2 separate regions of the Homo sapiens genome follow, and region 1 is linked to region 2. A link is a contact called in ENCODE Hi-C or POLR2A ChIA-PET data. All regions are on one chromosome and are shown on one strand. The core of a region is the stretch at or near the end of the contact, and the rest is flanking DNA. Distances in the headings are between cores, read along the strand shown.

Region 1 (3,528 bases), core at 5-2,504, 57 kb after region 2:
TTTGGTATAATTTCAATGCAATTATATCTTAATTTTTAATACTTTAGATCAGTGCAACTTAATACAGTTATATGTCGCTTTGTGACAGATATGTCCTAAGAAATGCATTGTGAGGCAATTCCATCATTGCACAAACATTATGGAGTGTACTTACATAAACCTTGAGTGTAGTCTACTGCACACCTGGGCAATATGGTATAGCGTATTGCTCCTAGGCTGCCAACCTGCACAGCATGTTATTGTACTGAACAATGTAGGCAATGTAACGCAATGATATTTGTGTATCTAAACATACCTAAATGCAGAAATGCTGCAGTAGATATACAACATAAAAGATTGTTTTTAAGTCCACCTGTAGAAGGCACTTACCATGAATTGAACTTGCAGGCTTGGAAATATCTCTGGGTGAGTCAGTGAGTGAGTGGTGAGTGAGTGTGAAGGTCTAGGACATTACTGTATTCTACTCTATGCTTTATAAATACTGTCCATTAGAAGACACTAAATTTATTTTAAAATACTTTTATTTCTTCAGTAACAAATTAACCTTACCTTACTCTCTTTTACTTTATAAACTTTTAAATTTTTTTAAAACGTTTTGACTATTTAGTAATGACACTTGGCTTAAAACACAAACATTGTAGAGCGGAACAAAAATATTTTATTTCTTTATATCCTTACTTTATAAGCTTTTCTCTATTTTTGAAATTTTTAATTTTTACTTCTTAAACTTTTTTGTTAAAAACGAAGACACAAATACACACATTAGCCTAGGCCTACACGGGGTCAGAATCATCAGGATCACTGTCTTCCGCCTCCCCTCCTGTCCCACTGGAAGGTCTTCAGGGGCAATAACAAGCGTGGAGCTTCATTTCCTCTGATAACAATGCCTTCTTCTCGAATCCTTCCTGGAGGACCTGTCTGAGGATGTTTTCCAGCTAGCTTTTTTTTCATAAGTAGAAAGAGTACACTAAAATAACAGCAAAAAGTATAGTAGATACATAAACCAGTACCATAGTCATTTATTATCAAGTATTATGTACTATACATAACTGGATGTGCTATACTTTTATTATACAACTGGCAGAGCAGTCAATTTGTTTACCCCAGCATAACCACATACATGTAAGTAATGCATTACACTATGATGTTACCATGGCTACACTATCACTAGGTAATAGGAATTTTTCAGCTCTATTAGAATCCGATGGGACCACCATTGTATATGTGGTCTGCCATTGGCTGAAGCATCATTATTTGGTGCATGACTGTAGAACTTTAAGCAATGATGAAAATGCTCTATATCCACACTATCCAATATGGTAACCACTAGCCACTTGTGACTACTGAGTGTCTGAAAGGTGACTGGTACAACTGGGGAACTGAATTTTAAATTTTCTATAATTTAAATTAAAACAGCCACATTTATTTTATGGCTATTATATTGTATCCTATATCATATCATATTTATATATCATATCATATGTTACATGGTATATCATATTACAAATGCAGCTTTAGATCATTACTTTCCCTAGAACACAAATTACATGAAAATCTTGAGTACAATGACATAGTTACTGATTTTGCCAGGATAAAGGAAAAAGTAAATGTTATTTAAAAAGCATATAATTTATGAATTATTAATATCTTCATTGATTATTCATCCAAACACCACAGGCCCATCAACAGAATTCCCAGTATATGCGATAATAATTATGTTCAGTCATCGTTGACGTTTTGCCAGCTTTCAGTCAATTAGAAACTTTGAACTTTACTCGTATTTTTCTATCTAATCATTATGAAGATATATTTGTCAAGGAAGGAGAATAGAAAGCATGTTGTTCAACTCTTTGTGATTTAGAACTGTTAAATATAGTCATATGATATGCAGGTTCTGCTTGAATTCTTGCCCTGGCTCTTGGTGAAGGATCGGCCTGCTGGATCTGAGTCATCCACCTATAAGAGGGACAACACCACACATTGGTCGCTGCTCTCAAGCCCCTGGAATACCACCCCACTTGGCTTCTCCTGGTAACAGTGGCTGCCTTTGCTTGCCTGTCTCCAACTCCTCCCAAGAGCATTGCTGACTGTGAGCTGTACCTTTGAATCTGCAGGGGCCCTTCCCATCTGTCTAATATTTGCTATCAGTGAAACAGAAAAACCCTTGGGACACTGTCAGGGAGCATTCTGGCCCGCAAAATGCCTACCAACCACCATGCCGTTCTCATTCTTGCCATTAGCAACCTTCTCTTTCTCTACATCATCAGCGTCCTATGTGCACTCATTCTAGAGGGCCAATAATTCTCACAGATTACCAGTGTAGACTTAAATTATTTTTATTATAATATCACAGTACAAGTAAAAAGTATATGGCTGTGGTTTTTGTTCAGTTATAAAGTTCAAATAAACTTTCTAGATTAAATACAAACAAACTACAACACTGATCAAAATAAAAGCAGCAACATTAATTTAATGTGGCAATGTCTTGTGGAAAGCAAATTGCCAGTGTTGAAACAGTAGAAAGTTCTTAATGTTGGTTTTTTACTGGTTGTATTTCCGCATTTTAAATTTAGTAACACTTAACACAGAGAATGCTGTATATAAAATCATATATATATATATACATACAAAATCATGGTCCACTGCAGCCTTGAACTCCTGAGCTCAAGTGATCCTCCTGCCTCAGCCTTTGGAGTAGCTGGGACTACAGGCACATGCCACCACACTCAGCTAATTTTTAAAATTTTTTTGTAGAGATGGGCTCTCACTATAGCCCTGTTCTGGAACTCCTGGGCTCAAGCCATCCTCCCACTTTGGCCTCCCCAAAATGCTGGGATTACAGGCGTGAACCACCGCATCTAGCCTAAAATTATATTGTTAAAAGACTTTGTTTCTCAGTTTGGGATAATCAGAATTCATAGTTCTGATCTCGACTACCAGTTTTAATGAGGTACTTCTTTCTAACTCCATCAGCTGTGTGGCTATCTGCAGGTAAGGACTATGTTACAACATTATCTAAATTGGGCATCTAATTATCTAAATTATCTAAATATCTAAAATGGGCATATAAAATGGGCATTTAATTCCATTAGATATCTGGACTTAGAAATGGAAAAATTTTTAATTGAATATTTTTAAATATCCCTACTGCTAATAAGTTGGGAGCCATGAAATAAGCTCCTCCTCTTCCATGAATGTGGTCTTGGCCACAGCCCAGTTTTTTATCAGTTCAGTCTCCTTGTACTTCCATGCACTTTCCTATTTGCACTGCTTCCAAATGTGATACCCACAGAGCCAGACACCATGTCACGTGGGCCTTTAGGCATGTGGCACTGTTCAAACTGGGAGGTGACCTGCAGTGTGTTTGTACACACGTATTTTAGTTTATCATAAAGATGATTACACAAAATTTATAAATTCTCAGGAAACCTCAAAGTATCCTTAGATAAGTGGTTCTCAAAGTGTGGTCTGTGGATCCCTTGGGGTTCCTGAGTCCTGCTACTGGGGTCTACGTGGTTTGCAATAAAA
Region 2 (3,755 bases), core at 506-3,005:
CTCTAAAACTTGCCTTGGTCTCTCACTCTGCCCTGTGCCCCTCGGTTGAATTCTTTCTTGTGAGGAAGCAAGAACTGAGGTTGCTGCAGACCCGTATGGATTCGCCGCTGCTAACATAATTTGGTACCTCATGACTCAGATATGTTCCCTAGTGGTAACTCTCTCACACCTCACATTTTGAAGGAGGTATTTTTAATTATTCTTGAATAAAGGAATTGAGTCATTTGGGAGGGACAATAGCAAAGGGAGGAGTCAGAATGTCTATTGACCTGTTTTGTTTTTCCCTTTAAGGGTAATGCCACTAGAAAACCAACAGTACCACAATGTAATAGGAAGCATTATACTACGTGAAACTCCAGCTCTGTACTTGGGAAGGGCACCATTCAGATAGCCCAGAATCATAGGAAGAACTTTGGAATTTGAAATCAGATCAACCTGGGGCCAGTATCCAGGTCTATGCTTTACTTACCTAATAGCTTTGTAAACTTTGTAAAGTTTCAATATCTCTGAATATTAAGTCACTTATCAGAAAAATGGGCATAATAGTGAGTACCTTTCAGTTTGCATAGCTAATCCATGGGTAACAGAAACTGAAACTTACAGAGGTTTTATTTACATACTCAAGGCACTTGGCTAGTAAGTGATAGAGCTGGGATTTCGACCCAGCTGTCCTCAGTTTTGGTGCTTTTGTACTTTCTAGGGCACACCGCTGCTTGGCACACCGATGACTTGTACATGCCCTCAACTCCTCTTTGGGAATGAAACAAGGCATAAATAACTAGAGAAATGCTCAGATCAAGAGTATATCAAATCCTCTTCCTTATCCTCATTTTCCTTGGGACCTTAGGAAAACCTCTATTATCACTGAGGTTTCTCATCTCAGGTTGGGAAATTATACGGCCCACTACACAGGCTAATTTTGAGGCTTAGAAGAGTTAATGTCAACAAAGGCACCCAGCAGTGTTTACACAGTAGGTGCTAATGAAATGGTAGCTAAGGGTGATTCTAACTTTGGGGTGTGGGGTTAGCTCTTCTAACAAGCTTTGCTGATAATGACAGTGATTGTTGCTGTGGTGGAGGTAGTTGTAGTAAGAAAAGCATTAGCTAACATTTGTAGAACACTGGAAAATCTTCACGTGCCAGGAAGTAAGTCTCATTTAAATTCACGACAACCCTGTTAAACAGGTGTCATTATTTATTCCCATCTTACAGATAAAGATAGCAAGGCATGAAGAAAGAGAATAAGTAACATGCCCAAAGTCATCTAGTTAGTAAGCAGTAGAACAGGGATCATATCCAGGGCTCAGTGTATCAGTGATGTTTCCACCTCCAGTGGATTCCAACACATGAACCCCAGGGTTTGGTCATAATTTATTCCCTTTGTGGGGTCTTTTGTGCTAAAAAGGAAATAGGAAGGCTCCTCACAAGCAGACCCGGCTGGTTTCCTTACCGTAATTCTGGGAGCTGATTCTGGGCTTTCGAGGACAGTGCTAACAGCTAGGCTAGAGGGGAGGCCATTGTCATGAAGTCATTGTCTCTAAATGGCTCCTTAACCCCAGCCTGTACTTCTGTGGCCCTGTGGCCTGCCAGTTCCCACTGAGAGACCCTGCCAGCCTTGCTGAGGCCACCGGGAGGGAGAGACGCGTGGGCTAAAGGCTGGAGAGACCCTCACATAGAGACTGGGAGAGAAGCAGAGTGAGAAAACCTGCTGAGTGAACTGAGTGGATGGGCAGCAGGGAGTCTGCCAGTCCGCTCATCTGTATGCTCTGAGGCTGAGAGCTGTGCGGAAGCCACTGCCCGGGCAGCGTCATTCGAATGTGGGTCATGAACCAATCGAGGCTCAGAGGCACCGTTCTGAGCTTCTGGGGGTTCTGATCCCATTCCCTGCTTGCCCCTGTCCTCTGTCCAACAATGAGATCGGCCTGTGGGTGTGGTATGTACATTCCCATACCAGAGAAGCAGAAAAAAACGAAAGTCCTGGGATCCATCCCCATCCCAGAATCCAGTCCCAGGACTGTGTCCTCTCACTCTCCCTGAAGCCGCTCTGGAGTCCTCTCCCCCAGATTGTTGGCAAAGCTGCAGAGCTTCTGATTCAGTGACATTTTACAGGATCACTGTGTTCTTTCTTTAGAGCCATTTCAGATAGAACTGAGAACAGGAAGCCCACTGTCTCAGAGGATTAGATCGAGAATGGTGTTCCCCCAGCAGCTGAAGGCTGCAGGGTCTCAGAGCAGTGGGAGAGAAGAGGGAAGGAACCAACACCCCTTGTGTTCCAAGACTTGCATCACGTATTTTCACATATTGTCTTTTCTTTTAATCCTCTCAGGAATACTAGAAAGCGGGCAAAACTGTCCCCATTTACAGGTAGAGAACTGAGGCTGAGAGGGATAAAAGTGGCTTGCCTAAGATAATTCAGCAAAGTAAGTAGCCTGAAAGGCTTTAACACCAGTTTTCTCTAATTCTCCATGATGACTGTTCCTGCATGTCATGCATCCCCCAAGTTTTGCCACAAGCCAGGATTCCTGGGACACATTGCTGGGTTATAAGTCAATGCTGAATGTTGTGAGTTGGAGGTGCTTGCTTGTGCAGAGGGGGTCATTGTGCCTTATCCCCTTCTACAGAGTCTTAATCTAAGTCTGTCAGAAATTCTCATGGAAAGGCCAAAAATTCTGGAGCAGGAGGAAAATGTGTGGGTCATTTAATTCAAATTCCCAATTCATGAATTAAAGTTACAGTACCTAAAATAAACAGTTTGCTAGTTTGTGCTTGGAGATTTATAGATTGTAAAGGACTTTTATAAAGGGAGGAATTTTTATAAGAAATAGTAACAAGTGGCCGGGCGCGGCGCGTCATGCCTGTAATCCCAGCACTTTGGGAGGCCGAGGCGGGCAGATCACCTGAGGTCAAGAGTTCGAGACCAGCCTGGCTAACATGGTGAAACCCCGTCTCTACCAAAAATACAAAAAATTAGCTGGGCATGGTGGCAGGTACCAGTAATCTCAGCTAGTGGGTAGGCTGAGGCAGGAGAATTGCTTGAACTAGGAGGCGGAGGTTGCAGTGAGCTGAGATCGCGCCATTGCACTCCAGCCTGGGCAACAAGAGAGAAACTCTGTCTCAAAAAATCAAAAAAAAAAAAAAAAAAAAAGAAAGAAACAAGCGAGATTTGACCCCCACAAAGCACAGACTTACACATCAAACACCCAGAATTATGTGGTGGCAGTGGTCATGATGAAGGTGGTGTGGGATTGGTAACAGTAGTGATGGTGGCAGTGATGATGGTCATGATGGAGGTGGAGGTGATGATGGAGATGAGAATGACAATAATTACAACAATGAGGGGAGAGTGGCCATGATGGTGTTGGTGGTTATAGTGGTAGAACTGGCAGTGATGGTGGTAAGGGAGGACAATGGGGGGTGGTAGTGGAGGTAGAGGTGGCAATGATGGTGGCAGTGTAAGTAGTAAGGCCAGTGGTGGAAGCAATGTTGGCAGAGGAGGTGATGGTGGCCAATGATGAAGGTAGTGGTGATAATGGTGGTTGGAGATGAAGGTAGAGATGAAGGAGGAGGTGCAAGGGTGGTAATGGTGGTTAGAGATGGAGAGGGAGGAAATACTAGAGGAGGAGGAAAGGATAAAGGTGGAAATGGGGGTAGGGGTGATCTTGGGGAAGAAAGCGTGTCTCACTCTCTAAGATTTCTTGCGAGTTGGAGTCCCCAAAGCCTGAGGCACCAGTGCACATGCGGAAAGCCCCAGGCCC

Evidence for each region. Hi-C counts contacts between places; a loop is a spot of excess contacts on that map. ChIA-PET counts read pairs that join two places held with the same protein, here RNA polymerase II (POLR2A). Pooled maps may share reads with other maps.
Region 1: a map of cardiac septum shows a loop between it and region 2 (2.8-fold over the local background). The contact joins the promoter of LINC02020 here to the enhancer-like site in region 2. A Hi-C loop is called at or near these places in 1 of 168 maps with a recorded cell type or tissue (cardiac septum) and 3 of 50 pooled maps. POLR2A ChIA-PET finds 5 or more read pairs at or near these places in 1 of 52 experiments (activated CD4-positive, alpha-beta T cell).

The regions. Positions count from the first base shown.
Region 1 is chr3:186,439,091-186,442,618 of GRCh38, forward strand. It overlaps LINC02020 (long intergenic non-protein coding RNA 2020), which reads left to right and starts at 1,255. Exons shown (of 4, transcript NR_151710.1): 1 at 1,255-1,358; 2 at 1,892-2,031; 3 at 2,755-2,991.
Region 2 is chr3:186,381,701-186,385,455 of GRCh38, forward strand. No RefSeq gene overlaps it. Among named protein-coding and RNA genes, the nearest start is that of DGKG, 21 kb to the left of the region's middle. RefSeq lists an enhancer at 716-1,217. Within about 2 kb of position 1,756, at least 4 of the 41 ENCODE cell types and tissues checked have a DNase peak (open chromatin) inside an H3K27ac peak, as active enhancers do.